Regions from separate parts of the Homo sapiens genome. Here region 2 is linked to region 1. The links are chromatin loops, found by intact Hi-C in ENCODE. Cell type or tissue: mammary epithelial cell. All regions are shown on one strand.

What was found. Hi-C counts contacts between places; a loop is a spot of excess contacts. Peaks named below come from ENCODE experiments on the same cell type or tissue, not always from the same donor. Only the 100,000 strongest peaks of a DNase experiment are listed, where the experiment ranks them.
Region 2: it touches region 1 in a loop (2.6-fold over the local background); 1 of 110 quality-filtered maps calls a loop at or near these places.

What each region holds. Positions count from the first base shown.
Region 1 is chr20:39,847,880-39,851,879 of GRCh38, forward strand. No RefSeq gene overlaps it. Among named protein-coding and RNA genes, the nearest start is that of LINC01370, 150 kb to the right of the region's middle. In mammary epithelial cell, no CTCF peak of the experiment used is centred here; DNase peaks (open chromatin) are centred at 2,012 and 3,802.
Region 2 is chr20:39,798,584-39,802,583 of GRCh38, forward strand. The region is part of intron 5 of LOC105372614 (a long non-coding RNA gene); the gene reads left to right. Among named protein-coding and RNA genes, the nearest start is that of LINC01370, 200 kb to the right of the region's middle. RefSeq lists an enhancer at 1,742-2,941. In mammary epithelial cell, no CTCF peak of the experiment used is centred here; DNase peaks (open chromatin) are centred at 1,718 and 2,118; H3K27ac peaks cover 1,244 bases.

The DNA of each region.
Region 1 (4,000 bases):
GCACAAAAGGAATCATGATTAATCAGTAATCATTATCAACGCTTAATTTTGCCCTGGTCCTGATTTGGGGGCAATTATTTGTGGTTGAAAGTAGTAAGCAGAGGCAAAGTGAGCAAAGATAAAGTCACCAAGGTTCTTTGAGCAGTTTATGGACTTCTTTTTCTCAGGAAGCCCTTCAAGAAAAGCATTCTATAGTCCACTCAGAACTTCTTTTGACCCTCACGTATGTATTCAAAAAACACTCATTGATACCAAATCCTGTTATAGACACTATAGCTATGGTGACAAGCAAGATAAATTATGAAATGCTTATTATACAGGGAGAGACAAAAATATAACCCAGTAAAAATTATGAAATATAAAATAATTTTGCATTGCAATACGTATTATCAAAAATATTTAATAGGAGGTAGGGAGAGAAAATAATGAGGATTGCTTGACTTTCTATAGTGCATTCAAGGGAGTCTTCTTGGAGGAAGGGTCATTTAAATGGAAGCCTGAAGATAGAACAGAAGTCGGGTATTTGAGGATTGCGGGAAAGAGGGCTCAAGATATGGGGAGCCAGAAACAGGGATGGAGGCTGCGGAATTAAGGAGCTTGTGTACGTCTGGAGTGCACAAGATGAGGATGGTAGTAACACTGTCTCCAAAATTTAATTTTGAATACTATGGTTATGCATCCTGAGTGATCCAGGAAAATTGCCTTCTTTCTCTTCTCCTCAATCTCTAAGTACCTAAACTAAGCCTCCTCCTCTTGCAACGTTTTATCTCTGGTGTTCATGGGAGTTGAGAACACACCATTGGAGAATTTCCTCAGTTCAAAGACACCAGATCAACAAAACAATCTGGATGTTAACCCTGAAGCCAGCCTACAATAATCAGGGCTTCTGGCTCAGGTTCACAATGAGCAGGAGACCTCTGCCACCTCCAGTGCTACCTCTTTGTAAAACCTCAACAAGCTATTTTATGTGAAAATATTAATCACTGCTCATTGCAGCGTTCAAAATCAGTCAAGGAAGCCTCTTTGAAGGTGGTGACGTAGGGGTTTATATAAGGGATCAGCTGATGGAAAGGAGAAAGATGCGCGTTCCAGAGAGAAGAAACAAGCTGGGTAGTTTTGCAAATGGTTTATGCCCATGTGGAGACACGCCAGGTTAGAGCAGGTCTGTGTGGGAGAGAAGTTGTGGTTAGGGGCATGGAATTGGACAGAGACCAAAAACATGGGTCCTAGAAAGTCAAATTGGAGGACTTTCATCCTGCAACTCCACCCTTTCCTCTCTTTTTTTCTTCGAAATTAACCGGACTTATTTCTTATTCTCCTCATGGGAGATTTCACAGCTATTATTTCCATTTTCTCAATAGCTTTGGGAGGTATAATTATCCCCATTTACTAGCTAAGGAAACTAAGGCTTAGGAGGGTTCACTGACAGGAGCGGGAGCAGCTTGGGCTCATGTCACGTGTCTTCATAGTCAGCACATAGCTTCATCTGTCCTATCCTGCACCTGCTGTGTCTTACTGCATTTAGATTGCAGCCAGCTTTCTCTCTGTCTCTTTGAATTTCAGCACAGGTAGGTACTGCACTTACCCATTCTTATAGATGGCAAACCGAGGCTCAGAGATGTTAAACCACTCCTCCAATGTCACATTGCTAGGAAGTCGCCAACACATTACTAAACCTGGGGACATCTGCTCTTCAGGGCAGCACTCCGTTGCCTCCCAATACCCAGTAGCTGTGATTGTTAGATGATGATGATGATTATTAATAGAGTTATTGCTTTTGGGGCAACACTAGCAGTGCAGCAGCGAGCAGGCTAGCAGGGCCCAGGGCAGCTTGCTCGGCCACATCTGCCCTGGAGCTGCTGTCTGCTGTGCACCAGGAACCCGCCGAAGCCTGAGAGCTGTCAGCACAGATTCCACCAGGGAGCCAGCAACGCCCCTCACTTCCTCAGGCCTCTCTGAAATCCAGCCAAGGAACAGGCGCTGAGCTCACAGTCAGATAGCTCCCGGAGCCTCCGGCCCTGGGCACGGTGCCCTAGCTGGTGGAGATGGAAACAGCAAGGCCCTTCTGACTCAAAGACTCCTCATTGCCCCTGACACCTCAGACTTAAAACCCACCATCACTGTCATTCAGCATCCACCCTGCCAGGCATGATGCAGGGAGAGAGGAGGGGATAAAAAAGGGAAGGGCCGTACAGAGCCAGGGCAGAGGGAGGAACCGAGCTGGAGAAAGCATTAAGGACCCACTTGTGAAAATCCTTTGGAGTGCTGAGGCTAAAAGCCCATCTGGGTGGGATCAAAGGGGAGCCCCCAACACAGCCCATGACTGGAGGATCAGCAACTTGCAGGCCTAGTTAGGCCTTGATTTCCCTTTTTCTCAGCTTTTGAGGAGAACTACAGTCACTGCCTGAGAAAATGCAGCCTCAGGACACAGGATTCTAATTCAGTGCCTGCACAGCCTTCCAACCAGAGGCCTGCAAATGGTAGAGTCGTCCATCTGGATCATTCTGCAAATTGTGAGGTCAAATTGCATTAATAAAAAAAAGCATTCCCCTTTTAATTCTCTTTCTCTTTCAGTTTCTCATCAGATTGGGATGAGATGCAGAAATGCATCAGATTGGGAAACACACCTAATCCTTTGCTAAGCTCCCTTTTAAACAACAAGCCCAATCTCTGGTAGGCAAGGGTGTCTTGGTAAAACCTAAATAGAATTGCCTAGTTTCCATTATACTCATTTTGACAGTGAATCCTTTAGAATAGGAAGTATTTCTTGTCTAAAGTTTCTGTTTAGATCCTATACATGAAGTTTTTAAAAGCAAAAGGAAATCACAGCTCAGCCCTTTGCAGATACTCTGAACATCTTGAGGAGAGGCAGGGACAACCGGAGGTAGGGAAACGGGGTCTCGGATGACAAGCCTCAGCTCTGGGAAAGTTCTGGAGGTGGCAGGACAGCCAGGCCAGAGTTGTCCGGTGGAGACTTGGCTCCTGAAGCCAGCGGGGCACCCCTGAGCAGCAGGCCTTTCTCAGAGCAAACATCAGTCTCTCTCCTCTTTGTCCTTAATGACCACAGCTGGGTAGGGGGGAGAGGCTTTAACTCCCAAGGAGGCTGTTTGTATCCAGCCTGCGAGGAGAGGCCTAAATTGGCATTCCACATCATAATAAAAAAATTCCCAGCAATTATTAAAAGATTCTTATCTCTTGCTCCCTACATGGATAATGAGTTCCTTCTCTGCTGGACTGAGACAGGCTGTCTCTGCTCTCACTTAATGAAACAGGACCAAGTTTGCAAATGAGCTTGCCCCGTCTCTCCCCTTAACCTCTGCTTGTGGAGTTGTACATCAAACCTTCTGGCTTCTGTCTTTCCTTATTAACAGCCCGTAATCTTAGCAGGGCCCTTGCCTTGGCACTTCCTCTTTGCATGTACAGGTCTGGTTTTCACTGGACCTAATGACTGGGGGTTTGCCTTTGTCTTTCTGGGACTGAAGTTTTAGGGGATCCAGGTGCTTCTGGTTTCATCAAATAAGAAGGCTAATGAACAATGAGAGAGGGGAAGAAAGAGAGGGAATGTGTGTGTGATTTAGCTGAAAAAAAAAACACCAAAAAAACAAAAAAACACTACTGCTTTCTCTTTGGGAGACATTGGTGCTGGAACCTGTATTTAGCAATGGTTCTGTTTGAAATCCTCTACCCGCAGCTCTGAGTTCCAGGGATTCATTTCTTTCCCCAAATCCAGCCTACTTTGCGGGGTAGGATCAGGTCAGCTGAGTCATCTTAACAAAAGTCACTGCATTTTACTTTTCTAAGTCACCCCTCTTGGCCTTCCAGGGACTTTCCTTTATTTTGACACCATTTCAGCAAAAACCATTGAACAGGGATAACTCTTTTCCGTGGAGTATTTGACTGCTTTCCTCAAAGTCTCCTCTACTCCTAGGGAAGGAAGGAGACTGTGAACATGAGTTGGAGCAGGCAGTTTTATGGAATAGGTTGATCCGTCAGGCCTTTT
Region 2 (4,000 bases), 49 kb before region 1:
GTATTACAGCCATGTTAATGGATGGATGAATGTGTGGATGGTTTAGACAAATTGTTCTATGAACGAAAGCCTTTCTTGTATCAACACAGAACAACTGACTTGACTTTTCAGAATTATGAGCCTAAATAATTTATTAAAGGCTAGGAAGACAATGAATTTGCTTAACTCAAACTTACTGTCTTTCCTAGACAATTTTTATTCTCTTTTACTTCTAGAAATTATATCCTATCCTCCATGCCCTTATAACACTCTGTAGTTTGCTCAGCTACATTTATGTCTTTATGGTGACTTGCCCATCTGTTTTCATGAGGCTGTGAGCTCCTTGATGGCAGAGACTGTCTTTTTTTCTTTTTATCTATGTGTTATTATCGTTCACTTTTTGTTTTAAAATAATTTCAGAATTATAGAAAAAATTTAAAAGAGTATATGACCTTTACTTAGATTGTCTGCAAATTTTAAAAATGTACTACATTTGCTTACCGTTCTATCTTTCTATCTACCTATCACCTATCTACACACACACAGACACACACACAGACACACATACACACTTTATTATGAAATGTTTAAATGAAGGTTGCACATGATACTCCTTTACCTCTAGATGTTTCAGTACGAATTTCCTAAAATCAAGGGCATCTTCTTATGTAATCACAGTTAAATGATCGAAATCAAGAAATTAACATTGATTCAGTACTATTAACTAGTCAATAGAGGCCTTATTCAAAGTTTACTAGTTGTCCCACTAAATCCAAGGTTCCAAGTCCAGGATCTTATCCACACTCACAGGTTGTATTTAGTTGCCATGTCTGTCTAATCCATCATGTCCTTTTGTTACTCTTGAATCTGGAACAGTTCCTCAGCCTTTCTTTGTCTTTTATAAACTTGGCACATTTGAAAAGGAGAGACCGGGTATTTAGTAGAATGTCTCTTAATTTGGGTTTGTCTGAGGTTTCCTCATAATTATATTCAGACCATGCAACTTTGGCAGAAAAACCACAGAAGTCATGCTGTATCCTTCTCGGTGCATCATATCATGAGGCACATGATGTTGATTTGTCCTGTTTTTTTGTGATGTTAACTATAATTGCTTCATTAAAAGAGTGTCTGCCAGGCTTCTCCACTGTGAAGTTACTATTTTTCTCTTTGCAATTAATTAGTATCTTGTGGGGAAATACTTTGAGACTATGCAAATATCTTGTTTCTCATAGTACTTTCACCTACTAATTTTAGCATCCATTGATGATCCTTGCCTGAAACAATTATTACTCTTGTGGTTGCCAAGTGGTGATTTTCTAATCTCATCTTTCCTTCTATATTTATTAGTTGGAATTCTGACATGTCTTTTCCATCTGTGTCCTCATTGCTTAGGTCAGTCTGGTCCAAAGAAGGTATTATTTTGTGTGAGTTGTTCTCGTTAGTTGCTTAGTGTTATTATAAAAATATTACAAGCAACATCATTGTTTTAAAGAAGAAAGCAGGCAAACATGGTAAATTGTGCTATTCAATAAACTTTATATGAATTGTAATTTAAATAGGTCTTTTAAAAATTAGCATAGACAAAGGCACTTTGTAAACATCATCAGAATACATAAACTGTGGTCCAAAACCCCTTACATAAATGAGACAAGTCTCCAGGATAAAGCCTTCCATCCTCTCTCAAGTGAGTGGGTGTCAGCTGTCTCGGACATAGAGGACTGAGTCATACCTGAGACTATCCTTTGCTTCTGGGTCAGCAAGTTACCCAGAAGAAACTTAACATTGTGATGACACACTTGAGAAAGATTGGACAGTTTTCACAGACAGTTTCGTCTTACTCTCTGTTCTTCAAATTTTAGTTTTTATTTCTCCATAACACAAAAACAATGGGGCAAATTTATTTGCTGCTCCTAGAATTCTTTGAATTTCAAGATATGGATATATTGTTACATTTCTATATACATGGTAGGACCACAAAAAGGGTTAAATAAAAGCATTACATAGATACTACTTACTCCTCAGGGTCCTACAGACATCTTCTCCCCTATCCTGTTTCTTCTTTCTCAGCCTCCTTGTGCAGCGTTTCTTTGTCCTAAACTTGACCTTAGCTGCTGACTAGTTTCTCCCATGACTCAGCCAAAATACTGCACAAGCCTTTACCTTCAGTCCTCTGGGGTTTTGCATCTGGGCAAGTGGCTCTCTTTTCTGGGCAAGCTCTGATCTTTCTTCCTGGAACCCTCCACTGCCACATCTGTCAGTTTGAGGTCTCTGACCCCATCTGGCTTTCCTCCTGGGACACTGGCCCTCTCCCAAGGACAGCCAGAACTCCCAAGTTAATTATCTAGAGTCATATTGCTTCCCTGTCTATCCTGACTTAAAAGGGGGAAAAATCCTGCTTCCTTTTGGTTCTCCAGAATAATTTAGAACTTTTCAGAAAGAATTACAACTATAAAACAAGGATAAAACAGAGACAAAAAGGTTAAATAGAAAAATAGTTTTTAAAGACTCCAAAGTTCATATCAAATTTAGTTTTAAATACAGATTATATTAAGTGGCCTAAGTTAGACTACTAGGACCCACAGTACTGATCACTACACCATCCATTAATTTTATCTTTTAGGGAAAGCCCTTGGGTGAGGTGACATCTGTTTTTAGTTTTAAATATTTCTTGGTCCCATCTTATGGAAAAGGAACCAAGGTATAGTTCCACAATCTCATGAAACTCCCAACTCGATGAGGATCAAGGCTATGGCTGTGGTATTCACAGACAAATCTTCTGAGGCTCATATAAAGTCTGTAGTAGAGTAGGTAATCCAATGATCATGCACTTAAATTTTCTCAAAACATTCTCCCACAGAACTTTAGCAAATTCCTGAATTTCCAGTATTTAGGCACCAGAACTATATCTTCCAAACTGCAGAATTAGAAAACAAAGTCTGATGGGCTTCCCTTTGAGGGTAACCCGACCTTTCTCTCTGGCTGCCCTTAACATTTTTTCCTTCATTTCAACTTTGGTGAATCTGACAATTATGTGTCTTGGAGTTGCTCTTCTCGAGGAGTATCTTTGTGGCGTTCTCTGTATTTCCTGAATCTTAACGTTGGCCTGCCTTGCTAGATGGGGGAAGTTCTCCTGGATAATATCCTGCAGAGTGTTTTCCAATTTGTTTCCATTCTCCCCATCACTTTCAGGTACACCAATCAGACGTAGATTTGGTCTTTTCACATAGTCCCATATTTCTTGGAGGCTTTGCTCATTTCTTTTTATTCTTTTTTCCCTAAACTTCCCTTCTCGCTTCATTTCATTCATTTCATCTTCCATCGCTGATCCCCTTTCTTCCAGTTGATCGCATCGGCTCCTGAGGCTTCTGCATTCTTCATGTAGTTCTCGAGCCTTGGTTTTCAGCTCCTTTAAGCACTTCTCTGTATTGGTTATTCTAGTTATACATTCTTCTAATTTTTTTTCAAAGTTTTCAACTTCTTCGCCTTTGGTTTGAATGTCCTCCCGTAGCTCAGAGTAATTTGATCGTCTGAAGCCTTCTTCTCTCAGCTCGTCAAAGTCATTCTCCATCCAGCTTTGTTCCGTTGCTGGTGAGGAACTGCGTTCCTTTGGAGGAGGAGAGGCGCTCTGCTTTTTAGAGTTTCCAGTTTTTCTGTTCTGTTTTTTCCCCATCTTTGTGGTTTTATCTACTTTTGGTCTTTGATGATGGTGATGTACAGATGGGTTTTTGGTGTGGATGTCCTTTCTGTTTGTTAGTTTTCCTTCTAACAGAGAGGACCCTCAGCTGCAGGTCTGTTGGAGTACCCTGCCGTGTGAGGTGTCAGTATGCCCCTGCTGGGGGGTGCCTCCCAGTTAGGCTGCTCGGGGGTCAGGGGTCAGGGACCCACTTGAGGAGGCAGTCTGCCCGTTCTCAGATCTCCAGCTACGTGCTGGGAGAACCACTGTTCTCTTCAAAGCTGTCAGACAGGGACATTTAAGTCTGCAGAGGTTACTGCTGTCTTTTTGTTTGTCTGTGCCCTGCCC